2 separate regions of the Homo sapiens genome follow, and region 2 is linked to region 1. Evidence: chromatin contacts called from ENCODE Hi-C or POLR2A ChIA-PET data. All regions are on one chromosome and are shown on one strand. Each heading gives the region's core, a stretch centred on a gene start or an enhancer-like site at or near the end of the contact. The rest is flanking DNA. Distances are from core to core; before and after follow the strand shown. Region 1 holds the start of JPT2 (Jupiter microtubule associated homolog 2). Region 2 holds the start of PRSS27 (serine protease 27).

Evidence for each region. Hi-C counts contacts between places; a loop is a spot of excess contacts on that map. ChIA-PET counts read pairs that join two places held with the same protein, here RNA polymerase II (POLR2A). Pooled maps may share reads with other maps.
Region 2: a pooled map shows a loop between it and region 1 (7-fold over the local background). The contact joins the promoter of PRSS27 here to the promoter of JPT2 in region 1. A Hi-C loop is called at or near these places in 2 of 50 pooled maps. POLR2A ChIA-PET finds 5 or more read pairs at or near these places in 2 of 52 experiments (H1 and WTC11).

The regions. Positions count from the first base shown.
Region 1 is chr16:1,676,261-1,682,571 of GRCh38, reverse strand. JPT2 (Jupiter microtubule associated homolog 2) reads right to left here and starts at 4,293. Exons shown (of 5, transcript NM_144570.3): 1 at 4,216-4,293. The coding sequence starts at 4,259. It overlaps CRAMP1 (cramped chromatin regulator 1), which reads right to left. Exons shown (of 21, transcript NM_020825.4): 21 at 4,664-6,311. RefSeq lists silencers at 3,877-4,236, 4,267-4,666 and an enhancer at 3,801-4,436.
Region 2 is chr16:2,715,222-2,722,058 of GRCh38, reverse strand. It overlaps PRSS27 (serine protease 27), which reads left to right and starts at 1,835. Exons shown (of 6, transcript NM_031948.5): 1 at 1,835-1,944; 2 at 5,533-5,559; 3 at 6,179-6,341. The coding sequence starts at 1,899. RefSeq lists silencers at 305-374, 505-1,264, 6,119-6,168, 6,249-6,298, 6,409-6,498 and an enhancer at 998-1,565.

The DNA of each region.
Region 1 (6,311 bases), core at 3,044-5,543:
GGCTCCTGAGTAGCTGGGATTACAGATGCCCGCCACCATGCCCAGCTAATTTTTCTATTTTTAGTAGAGACGGGGTTTCACCATGTTGGCCAGGCTGGTCTTGAACTTCTGACCTCAGGTGATCCGCCCACCTCAGCCTCCCAAAGTGCTGGGATTACAGGCATGAGCCACTGTGTCCGGCCTATTTTATTTTTTTGAGATGGAGTCTCACTCTGTTACCAGGCTGGAATACAGTGACGCGATCTCAGCTCACCGCAACCTCCACCTCCCAGGTTCAAGCAATTCTCCCGCCTCAGCCTTCCGAGTAGCTGGGATTACAGGTGTGCGTCACCGTGCTTGGCTATTTTTTTGTATTTTTAGTACAGACGGGGTTTCACCACGTCGGCCAGGCTGGTCTCAAACTCCTGACCTCAAGTGATCCGCCCGCCTCGGCCTCCCAAAGTGCTGGGATTACAGGCGTGAGCCACTGTGCCCAGCCAATTCTGCGATTTTTCTTGGATAGTGTAGCAGGTCTAAACATGCACGGGTCTCTACAGTTCTCTCTTTGGAAATAAGGGATGAAGGCCTGCAATCTTTCGAACTGAACTGAATTTATCAAGTCTTATGTGAGCTGAGCATGAGCTATAATTCCTTTTACTGACTTATTTCAAATATGGCTTTTCTCTCAAGCCCTCAAGGTGCTACAAACTGTCAGATCTGATTCCAGGTAGACTCGCCTTGACTGCAAGCTCTGTAGGACTCTTTCCCGACCCCACATTCCCTACATTCACAGTCTCCTGTCTCCTCTGCCTTTCACCCTTGCTTCAGTTCAACTTGCACATCTCTCGAGCACCTATCATTGGCAATCCTTCCCCAGACGCCGTAGATAGAGGAAAGCAAGTCCTTACCCCGGAGGAGCTTCAAGTTTAAACAGGAAAGCTAGAGCTCTGCACAGGTGGTTTCAGTGTCTGTGTGAGTGACGTGACAGACGCCTAGTGCCATCGGGACTCCAAAATTTGGAAGAGGTGAAACCCAAATTGAGTCTGTGGCCTCCATGTGGAATGGGGACCAATGGGCGCAGGAGGTGAGTGGTAGTTACTTGCAATGACCAGTGTTACTTTGGGGTGATGGAAACACAATATTTAATATTGTTCTATGTGCTTTTCTGAATTTTATTTGAAAACAAGCAAAGAAAAAAAAGTGGTACCAAAGACGGTTTTAGCAGAAATTATGGCGCACACAGGCCCAGCCCCAGGCAAGGGGCAGCGGCTATCTCGGTCACAAAGGCAACAGGTCCCACTGCAGGTTTCACACAGACCGCAGGGCTGGGCTGCCTCAAAGGGGTCTCGGATGAATGGAACTGAGCGTTCAATAGACCTTTCAACAAAAACAGCCCGACAACAATGGCGCAGTGTGGCTTTCTCTAGGCTACAGGCACTTACCACTATGACACTAATAGGGGGAGGGGGAACGCTAGAGCTCACACATTTGGGGACAAATTCACAATGTGAGTGGGGGGTGCTTCCCAATTATTTTTTGCCTTTTGTGGTACCCCTTCCATATATTTCAGTGAAGATATTCAAAACACACAAGAGAAACTCAAGCGCACAGGAGAAGAAAAACCTCACACAGCTGGAGTGGACTGCAGCACTGGAGAGGTAGGGAAAAGCTGTGTGACCCTCCTCGGGGGTCTCCATGCTCCTGACCCTCTCTAATAGTTTGTCCCCGAGTTTCAGAAAGGATGAGGGGACTGGTCAGGCTTAGAGAGAAGCAGTGAGAAATAAACTTGGATTAAATTCCTTACAAATAGAAATGTTCCAGCTTGAAGGAAGACCTCAGGTTAATCGCGGCTAAAGCATAACGCTTTTACGAAACCCCTTTAACACAAGACAATCCCTCAGCAAGGAAAGGAGAGATGTGAGGTCTCAGGAGAGGAAAACCTGGCTAGGTAATCTTACAGCCACCACCTGACTCGCTTCACAGCAAAACTAAATGTGACGCTTACAAGGCGCCCGCCCTGCGACTCGACCCCGTTCAGATGAGTGGCAAATGTGCAGCGTCTGGTGGACCCCAAGCAGAAGCTTCCAGTGATACCTCATCATCCAGTTCAGACCGGCTTTCCTTCCTCACCATCCTAAAAGGAAGAGTTTTCTCCCTTTCTCAACACCTTGTCCAGAAACCAGTCCCCCAGGGTAGTGTGAGTATGACTTTAGTGCGGCCCTGTGCAGCTAACTTCTGGAGCGTGAAAGTCAATATAAAAACATCGGCGTCGCTCAGGGTGATAATAAACACCATCATTTACCGGGCAGCCAGTGCCAGGCAGCACAAACAAAAAGGAAACGTACTAAATGCACACAACTGGGACAGGGCTGGGGATGCAGTCCCTCCCCCCACTGATGTGGGTGGTGCAAAACTCTGGCCACCAGGAACCAGAAACCGGATTCGCTCTGAGCACTAGTTTAAACTCCTGGTCCCACATCGGTGCAGACCTAGGCATAATAATCACTGTTCCATGGATGAAGGGCTGTTTCTTTGAGACGGAGTCTTGCTCTGTCATCCAGGCTGGAGTGCAGTGGTGTGATCTCGGCTCACTGCAAGCTCCGCCTCCCGGGTTCACACCATTCTCCTGCCTCAGCCTCTCAAGGAACTGGGACTACAGGCACCCGCCACCCCACACCCGGCTAATTTTTTCGTATTTTTAGTAGAGACGGGGTTTCACCGTGTTGGCCAGGATGGTCTCGATCTCCTGATCTCGTGGTCCACCTGCCTCGGCCTCCCCAAGTGCCGGGATTACAGCCGTTGAGTCACTGCACCCTGCCACGGGTAATTATTTGGTTACAAGTATTACTGAATACTGACCTAACTCCCTCAAATCTAAAGGGTTTTTTTTTTTTTTGAGACGGAGTCTTGCTCTGTCGTACAGGCTGGAGTGCAGTGGCATTATCTTGGCTCGCTGCCACCTCTGCCTCTGGGTTCAAGTGATTCTCCTGTCTCAGCCTCTCCAAGTAGCTGGGACTACAGGCACACACCACCACGCCTGGCTAATTTTTGCATTTTTAGTAGAGACGGGGGTTTCACCATGTTGGCCAGGCTGGTCTCGAACTCTTGACCTCACGTGACTCGCCCACCTCAGCCTCCCAAAGTGCCGTGATTACAGGTGTGAGCCACCACGCCCGGCCAATCTAAAGGGTTTTTATTTTTAGCAAGTTGGAGCAATTCTTTTACTTAGTATTTATTCAATATAGTATTTGTCTTCACTTGATCATAGCCAAAAGGCTGAGAAGCAATATAGTATTGGTCTTAACAGTCATGGCACACATATTCTCTTCTACTTCTCTGGCGAGGCTGTGCCACAGAGGGGCTCATCATACAGAAAACCTCAGGCATCTGAAGACCCAAACTTCACAATGCAAGTTTACTGCTCAAGTGGCACGAAAGACCTTGTAAGCTCTGTCCCTCTAATTCATGCGAGTCCCAATACCCAAAGAGTGCTTTAAAAGTTCAAAAACATAAGAAAAGTGTGCTCAGTGTTCCTGGCTATTAAAGCTGAGTCAGGATATCTTCGTCCCAATCCACTTCTTCCTACAGCGAAGCCCAGGAGCGCCATCCACCTTCCCAGGAGATAGAACTGACTCTTCCCCAGACGCCCTGGCACTTTCCAAAGGAAGTGGACTCACATGAACTAGTGGAAGCGCGGCCATGGGCAGGGCACAGGCCACACACACACCAGGGACACGGGCACACGGCCACACGCACAGGAGCGGGGGCATGGCCAGACACCCCCCACGAACACATCGCCGCACACCCCTTAGGGACACCCCCCCGGGAACATGGACACGCATCCCACAGACAAAATGGGCCGCACCCACGGGCACACCCCGCCCCCAGGAAACCCCCCACGGAACGCACCACACGGAACGCGGGCGCCCAGGCGCGAGGGAGCGCAGCCCGCCCTCCACACAGCTTTGTTCCCAGAGCCCGGGCGCCCCTCCCCGCCCTCGGCCTCGGTCGCGGGCAGCTCTCCACAGCCCGGGCCTCAGCGAGCGGCCCCTCGGGCTTCGGGCCTCGGTCTGGCGGCGGCGCAGAAAGGCGGGCGGCGGCCCCGAGGGCCTCTGTGAGGTCGCCCTGCCCCCCAACCCCACCCCAACCCCACACGGCTGGTGGACGCCCTGGGCTGGCCCGCTCCCGCCACGTGGTCGCGCTATCCGCCCGCCTCCCGTGTGCCCCGCGCCGCACCTGGAGCCGGCGCGGCCGCCCTCGCTATCCGGGACCTGGAACATGTCGACCGCCGCCACCCTCAGCTCGCCGCGCGCCGTTCCCGCCCGCCCAGCGCAGGTACTCAAGGCCGCCCGCCAGCGCCCATTGGGCGCCAAGACGCCAATCATCCCTCCGCAGCCTATCTCAGCGCGGCCACCGCCCCTCACGCCCACCCCCGACGACTTAGGCTTTGAACGGTCGGCGCCGCGCCCGCAGCCGATTGGGGAAGGCGACGCCGCTCGCGGAGGTGGGAGCTCGCATTGGGCGGCGGGCCGGGCGGGCCCTGGGACGGCCGCGCCCTCGGGAGGAAGCCCGGTCTGCGGGAGCCCGCGAGCCGACCGCGGGGCCGCACCTGGGCCGCACCTGCCCGACCAGGGACTGCGGGCATGGGCGCGCGGCCCTGAAGAACAGGCACAAACGACAGTCCTTAGATCAACATTAGTATGTATTTATGCACAATAAAAACATTTACAAGTTGAACTGGAAATTTAAACAGAAGTTTAACAGCTCTTATTATATTAAATAACCAAAACACCTTTTATTCCCAAAATTGGTAAAGAATAAATAATATAATTTACAATATGGTACAAAAAATAACCAGGAAAGGCAGGCATTCTGCTTTATACATACACTGTATATGCATATTTATAATCTATAAAACAAATTCATATCTGAAACGAGCGGAGGCCTCGCTATGGCTTAACCGAGTAAGAGAGAGAAGGGGAGCGGGGCGCGGGAGGCAGGGCCAGGGGCTGGGCTCCCCACACCTCACCCACCCCAAGGACACGCAGCCACTGTGACATCAGGAGAGCGCTGACAGCCGCGAAGGGTGTGCTGTGGGTTTTTTTCCTTCGTTGTAAATTACTCTTTCCTTGCTTTCTTTTTTTAACTTGAGACCCAGTTTCGCTCTTCTTGCCCAGGCTGGAGTGCACTGGCGCGATCTCGACTCACTGCAACCTCCGCCGCTGAGGTTCAAGTGATTCTCCTACCTCAAGTCTCCTCAGTAGCTGGGATTATGGGCATGCGCCACCACGCCCGGCTAATTCTGTACTTTTAGTAGAGACAGGGTCTCTCCATGTTAGTCAGGGTGGTCTCATACTCCCCACCTCAGGTGATCCGCCCGCCTCGGCCTCCCAAAGTGCTGGGATTACAGGCGTGAGCCACTGCGCCCGGCCTCCTTCCTTGTTTTCTTAAGACAAAGTGCTGTATTTCCTGACAAATGCATCGGCTAGAGCTCAAGGTTTAAAGAGAAAACACAACTGTCTTCCTCCTCCCTCATTCCCGGTGTCTTATGCCCCACAACTTTCTTTGCAGAAGAAATTTTGAATTCAATGCTGTGATCTAATTAAAGATGCTATTAAACTAAAAAGGTTATCCACCAGAAATGAGGCCACGGCCTCTCATGCCCAGAACCTGGAGGTGCGGCAAAGCAAGGAGGCCAACCGCGGAAACGCCGCCAACACCCCACTCCCTGAGCTGGCACCCTACAGCTACAAGACACAGAAGGACAAAACAGCCAGGAAGCCACGAACTAGGCATCCCCCGAGGCACGCAATGCCCGCTTATCACTGCACATCCACAACAGAATTGAGGCCAGAGGACTAACTTCCCTGGACCACAGATGCTCTGTCCCAATCTCCAGAAAAGACGAATCAACAGAAAGATCCCAGGCAACGTCAGAGGGATTCAGGAAAGCTTTTTCTAAGAAACTGATCTCATCTTAATTACAGCATGCTCAAATGCACAAAGGAAGCCACAGGCTCATACTTAGACGATCACCGCTTCTGTTGGAAAGGCAGAAGATGCAGGAAGTCTCTGTTTGGATCTTTTGAAAATTCCAGCCTTTAACAGTTGCCTATGTTTGCACATAAATATTCATTTAGGCCAGAAGAAAATGTATCCATTGTTTTTCTGCAACAAATGACACCATTTTCCCTTAATGTGGCAAGCAAATGCGTATCACCTGTCTAGTTACTAGAGAAGCAGAATCCTCTAGAACTCTTGTCAGCTTTATTACAGGAGAGGAGTCAGCCCGTCCTCCTCCCTAACCCATCTCCCCACTGGATGGCAATGGC
Region 2 (6,837 bases), core at 586-3,085, 1.0 Mb before region 1:
CAGTGTTGCAATCTCGTGTCATTGCCATCTCCGCCTCCCGAGTTCAAGTGATTCTCCTGCCTCAGCCTCCTGAGTAGCTAGGATCACAGGTGCCCGCCACCAAGCCCGGCTAATTTTGTATTTTAGTAGAGACGGGGTTTCACCATGTTGGCCATGCTGGTCTCGAACTCCTGACCTCAGGTGATCTGCCTGCCTTGGCCTCCCAAAGTGCTGGGATTCCCGGTGTGAGCCACTGCACCCAGCCCGTCGCGGTTTATAATTAGAGATTTCTCTGCTAAATGATGTTCTCTCTCTCACACTGAGGTGAGGTCTGTTTGGGTCACCTTTGTATTCCCCAAACCGGGGACAGTATTGGGCTCAAATCTGCTCAGAAATGACTGACTGACTGAATGAATAAATCAATACATGAATGAATACGTTTGGAGTCCCCTCTTCCCACTCCTCGCCCTCCCTCCTTCCCTCCAGACCCCCAGGGGCTGCCCAGCCCGCCTCCCACCCCCGACCCGGGAACTCCAGGGACTGGACGGGGAGGGAAGGGTGGGAGGAGGCGGTGGAGGCGGAGGCGGAGACGCGGGAGGGCGGGGCTAGGGAGGGCGATGCGGGGAGCCGGAGCCCGGACCATGAGGCTGGGAGCGCCCCTTCTGCACCCCTGGCCGCCCGCGCCGCGCCCCGCGCCCACCAGAGGGCAGCACCACGACGCGCGCGGACAAGGCTGAGGCGGGAACGGCCGCACCCCCAGCCCCGCCCGGAGCCGCCCGGCCCCGCCCCGCCCGCGAGTACCGACCCCCGGCGCCGGCGGGGAAACAGGTCCGGCGCCCCCGACCCCACGGCCCGGCCCCACTCTGTCTCTGACGTCAGCGCCGTGCCCCAAATAACTTCCTCCCCGAGCCTCTTCCGCCGCGGCGCCGCGCCCAGAGCCAGGCGGGGACACCGAAACGGTAACCCCGGCCCGGCCTTCCCGGAGCCGCTTCCGCCCCGCCTGGTGCCAGGAAGCCCCCGCCCCTTCCAAGGGATGGCAGCCGGGGCCCGGGTCGGCCGCCTGGGCCGCGCTGGCGCGCGCCTGAGGAACTTCTGGGGCCTGCTGTCCCGGGAGGAGGGTCGCTGCGGCCAACTCCGGACCCCGCCCCATGTCCCATCGCCTCCCCTGCCCTCGGCCCCGCAAACACCCCTGGCCTTGACTTTCCCACCAGCGCGGCCCAGCCCCACTGTGTTCCATCGGCGCTCAATAAAATACTGAATGAGGCCGGGCGCGGTGGCTCACCCCTGTAATCCCAGCGCTTTGGGAGGCCGAGGAGGGCGGATCACGAGGTCAGGAGATCGAGACTAGCCTGGCCAACACGGTTAAACCCCGTCTCTACTAAAAATACAAAAAATTAGCCGGGCGTGGTGGCACCTGCCTGTAATCCCAGCTACTCAGGAGGCTGAGGCAGGAGAATGGCTTGAACCTGGGAGACGGAGCTTGCAGTGAGCCGAGATTGCGCTCCAGCCTGGGCGACAGAGCGAGACTCTGTCTCAAAAAATTAAAAAAAATAATAATAATAATAATGAATGAAGCTGGACGGACTTCGCGTGCACCGCGGTCAGCTCGGGGTCTGCTGGGGGGTCTGGGTCAGCTCAGGGTCCAGGAACCGAGGCCAACGGCACCCCGTGCTGCGCTGGGGTGAGGGGTCTGCCCTGGGGTCTCGGGGTTCAGGGCTAGGTCACGGAGGAGTCGGCTCTGGGCGCTTCCTTCCTGAGGAGAGGAGCTGGGCAGGCCGGGCCGACGGGTTGGGCCGCATAGCCGGGCCTGTGCTCATCTCCAGCATAAAACTCCACTTCATGGAGCCTGCACCTCGCTCGTGCTCCAACGCTTCTGCCACCGCCGACCACGGCCCTGCGCCCCAGCCAGGCCTGAGGACATGAGGCGGCCGGCGGCGGTGCCGCTCCTGCTGCTGCTGTGTTTTGGTGAGTCGTGAAGGTGCAGGGTCCTGGTGGTGCAGTCCCCCACCAGGCTCCGCTGCACTGCCTGGGGCTCCGGCTCAGCCCCCTACTCCCTGGGACAGGCTGGGGCTGTGGGACAGGCCATCATCCCTCCTGCCCCTGAGCAGGTGGGAAGGCTCCAGATGTGCCAAGTGGGGAGTCCAAAGTGGGGAGGCAGGGTGGGAGGTGTGCGCACAGGCCCCAGAGGACCCCACCGGCATAACTGGGCAGCACCTCCTCCCATGCCTCTCCGCGGGCACTGGTGTGCCAGCTCTGGCCAGGCTCCCTGCTTCCTGCCACCTCGGCCTCTCCCCCCATTCTCTAGGTGAGGACAGGGGCCTCCTACGTGCAGGATGTGAACTCAGGCTCCAAGTGCCTGGACCATCATACTCGGGGTGGGAGGGTGGCCGAGCCGAGGGCTGCTGCCTGTGCCCGGAAGCCCCAGCAGGCTGGCTGCAGGCTCAGTAGAGAGCTGGGGGCAGGGGGTGTAGGTGGCAGAGGGCCCTGTCTCCTGCTGACAGAGGAACCGGTGATGCGCCACCGTGCCCTCTCCCAGTCCTGGGTCAGGGACAGCAGGTGCCAGCCAGGGGGCCCCACCTGCCAGGCCCCTCCCTGCGGGCCGGGACACTCTCTGTCAGGGAAAACCTCTCACATTCCTGGGCTAGCCTAGCCAGTCTGGCAGCCACCACACTTCCCTGTCCTCAAGTCACCTCCCAGGGCTGGGTCAGGTCATCCCAGGCTGCAGCTTAGCCAGTACTCCAGGCTTCCTTGTTCTCCTGGGTGGGAGGGCACCAGTGGCCCCTCAGTGGCCCGGCCTCCCCCACCCCATGCCCCCAGTCTCCCAGCACAAGGATGGTGCCCTCTGAGCAAGCCATGTGCACAGGAGGTGGAAGGCTGTGACTGCCCCTGAGCGGGGTGAGGAACCAAGGTCATTGCCAAAACTCTTTGGCAATGAGTTTTGCAGTCGGTTCACTAACAGCTGTGACCAGAGGCTGGACTCCTGGACACGTCCTCACTCCCAGCCCGAGGGTGGCACTCCCACCAGGTCTCTGGCTGGTGGTACCCACTAAGCTTCACCATCCCCACCAGCTACCAGCGAATCACAGGCCCAGGCCCCAAACAATGCTCCTGACACCCCCGGCACCCCTGGCTGTTGCTTCCAGCCCCCACAGGGCGCCCACCCTGAAGGGCTCAGCTGTCCACATCCCCCATTTCCCATCAGCCCCCACAGCCACACTTGTGTCCATCCACACATTCCCTGAGATCAGGCCCCCCAGATGCAGCCCTTGCCTTCTCGGAGCTCCTGGGCTAAGATAAGACTTGATTCTGGCTCCAGGGTGATGTAGACAGAGCTCCCATCAGGACAGAGAGCTCAAGAGAGAGTATAGGGCTTCCAAGGTAGACAATGCAAGCAAGCAAGGAAGGCTTCCTGGAGGAGGCAGCATTCAGTTGGGCCTTGATCTCTAGATCACGATTAGGACTTGGCTGGGAGCGGTGGCTCACGCCTGTAATGCCAGCACTTTGGGAGGCCGAGGTGGGCGGATCACGGGGCCAGGAGATCGAGACTATCCTGGCAAACATGGTGAAACCCCTCTCTACTAAAAATACAAAAAAATTAGCCGGGCTTGGTGGCGGGCCCCTGTAGTCCCAGCTACTCGGGAGGCTGAGGCAGGAGAATGGCGTGAACCCAGGAGGCGGAGCTTGCAGTGAGCTGAGATCGCGCCACTGCACTCCAGGCTGGGCAACAGAGTGAGACTCCATCTTAAAAAAAAAAAAAAAAAAAAGACTAGGACTTATGGAGACTGGGGGAAGGGCATCCAGATTGTGGGGTGAGGGGAGCAAGCACTCAGAGACCAGAAGACTCTGCCTAAATGAGAAGTACAGGGCTACTTTAGGAAGGAAGGATCTGCATGGGGAGGAGGCATCGCTGAAGGGGCAGTGCTCAGGCAGGGAGCATGGAGACACAGCTCCTGCAGACTCCCAGAGAGCGAGAAGGCCTGACAGTGCGCGCCCTTCTGCAAGCAGGATCCTCAGGCTTGGAAGGAGCAAGGGGTCGGGGGGCCAGGGAATAACCCTCCCGGTAGTGTTTGCATTTTAAAGGGCACTTAATTAGCACAAATTAATGAGCAGAGCATCCAGGGCAGACTCTCCATTTCCCGTTGCCCCTGACCCCGCTTCTGCAGGGCACCCCTTTGCCTGCCCTGCACCTTCTCCACCTCCTCCTCCTGCCCATCCACAGCTGCCCCCTCGCCGCCCGCTGCCTTATCGTCCAGCAACCCCCGGGGTGTCTCTGCCCACCAGTGGTGTTGGGGAGGGTGCCCCCCAGACTGTGAGGCAGACAGAAAGGAAGAGGATGCCGTAAAAACCCTGGGGGTGCTTGGGCCCTCCATGGCCACTTCCTGTCCCCACAGCCCCTCAACTCCAGGGGACTGGTTATCTTTTCCGGGCAGAGTGAAGACATGGTCCATAGCAGCTGGCCCGGGCACCGGAAGGCACTGGGGGTTAAGGGGAAGCTGAGGGCCTAGGTGTGGGGAGGTGGCTGTTCTAACCCCTCCCCAGCTACGGGCGAATCTTGCCCCCACAGAATCAGACGCGTGGAGTGCAGGGGTGGTGAGAGGACTCTCTCAAGGCCAGGAAGTTCCAGGCTTTGCTACCCTGGGGCTGTACACTATGGTCCTGGCTGGGGTCTCCAAGCTGGGGTAGAGGCTCCAGTGTTTGGTTAAAGGCCCAGCAAGAGGCCCTTTGTGTCCTGGGGTGTGGGAGGCAATGGACAGCAGAAAATATGTTCCCATCCTTGGTTCCCCCGAACGACCCCATATCTTGCTTCTCTTCCGGGCCCCTCACTTTATCCGCTCCAAAGCCCCCTTGCACAGCCCAGCAGGGGGTCCTGGGCCTCGTCTGCCAAGCCTGCTGCATGCCTGGGAGAGGGGTCAGCTCTTGGGACTCTGGAATCTTGAGAAGGCTGATCCCTGGTGGCCAATGCAGACCACTGTACCTTCTCTACTCCCCTGAGGCCAGGGAGAAGCCTGTGGGGCTCGGGCCTCAGCCTCGGGACCAAAGTGAGACTTGGGGAAGGAGCTCATTCCGGAGCAGACTGTGAGAGAGCCCTGGGCAGCTCAAATGTAGAGACAGCTCCCGGGCCTCTTCCGCTCTGAGCTGTTCCGGGAGGAAAGGCCAACCTTACAGTGCCAGGGCTGGAGGCTGGACCCTCCCCAGAAACTTCCAGACAAGGATGGGTGTGGAGTGTGGAGGGAGAGGACCCTTTCCAGGATGAGAAGGGGACATCTAGCCTGGGGATCCCTTCACTGGCATCTCCTGACCGGCTCCCCATGTGGCAAGGAGCATCCACCCTTGCAGATAAGCTGTGGCCCATGGGCCTGGGCCTGAGCATACGGCAGAGCCAGCCCTGGGGGGGAAACTGCAGGCCCTTGGGCTCTCCGGTGAGGTCCCTCTGTGGACTGTCCCTCTGGAGTCCTCAGGAGCTGGGGAGGGTCAGTGGAGAGGGGCTGCAGGGTTGGGGAGGGCAGGCCAGGCTGCAGCTGGCCTGGCTGATCACCCTCTCCTCACTTCCAGGGTCTCAGAGGGCCAAGGCAGCAACAGGTAAGCACCCAGGGCCCTGGGGTGGGAGGGACAGGAGCCGGCTGGACTGAGCCAGGGACACTCATGGCCAGAGGGAATTTGGAACGCACAGGACACTGGGGAATTCCAGAGGAGGGGAAAGTGGGGGCTGTGTGGAACTGGAGCCCAGAAAGGAGAGGAGGAGGAAGGTCCACACAAGAGCAGGACGGGCAGCACAGAGCCTTGAGGCGCGGTGCAGGATGAGGGCGGCAGGGTCTGAGGATCACCCTGAACCGTGACTGGCCCCCTCTGGGTGGCTCCCTTGCAGAGGGCTTGACACCTGTTCTATCCTTCCAGGCACCTGTTTGGGTCAGGCCCTGGGACAAGACCCTTCCCTGGGTTATCTCAGTGCCTCCGTGGCCCCCAAGAGGCAGGTGTTAGGTTGCCTTTCTCGGCGAGGAGAGTGAGACTTTGGGGGGCAGCTGGGGAGGGTCTGCCTGTATCCCAGACTGCCCCGAAGCCCAGGCCTCCGACTTCCCCAAGGTCTTCGGGCAGGTCAGGGGCAGGAGGGCCGAGGACTGGAGTGTGAGGCTGAGAGCTGGGCCTCGGCCATGGAACCAGCCCCAGTGAGCGCCCCCACCCGCTCCCCATGCTCCCCCAGCCTGTGGTCGCCCCAGGATGCTGAACCGAATGGTGGGCGGGCAGGACACGCAGGAGGGCGAGTGGCCCTGGCAAGTCAGCATCCAGCGCAACGGAAGCCACTTCTGCGGGGGCAGCCTCATCGCGGAGCAGTGGGTCCTGACGGCTGCGCACTGCTTCCGCAAGTGAGTCCGCCCGCCCCTGCCCCCGCCCATAGCGCTGACAGCGCCCCGCGCGCGACCGGTTCAGCACCGTGGACAGCGCCCGCCGCGCCAAATCCTGCGGGTGACCTCCCTGGGGGCTCCTGGTCCAGCCCCTCCCACCCAGATGCTTCCCTTAGGTCCAACTCCAGGGCTAACTTCCAGTTGCAACCGCTGCTCCCGCCCGCGGGAGGTGCCTCGCACCGCCCCCCGACCCCCTCCATCCCCTCCACCCACTCACCCACTCCCTGTGGGTCCCTGCAGAAGCGGCCCGGCAGGCTCTGCCCACCGGCCCCTCCTGGCCTTTCCCCATCCCGCACACACCTCAGCTCCAGGACACTCTTCCCGGGAGGAACTCTGCTCACAAAGCCCAAGGACCAGACAGAACGGCCCTTCCTCCCCTCACCCACCTGAACCACCCCAGAAAGCCCTGAGCAGAGGCCAGGCCACCCAGCCCTCTGCCATGTATGAACCACCTGGT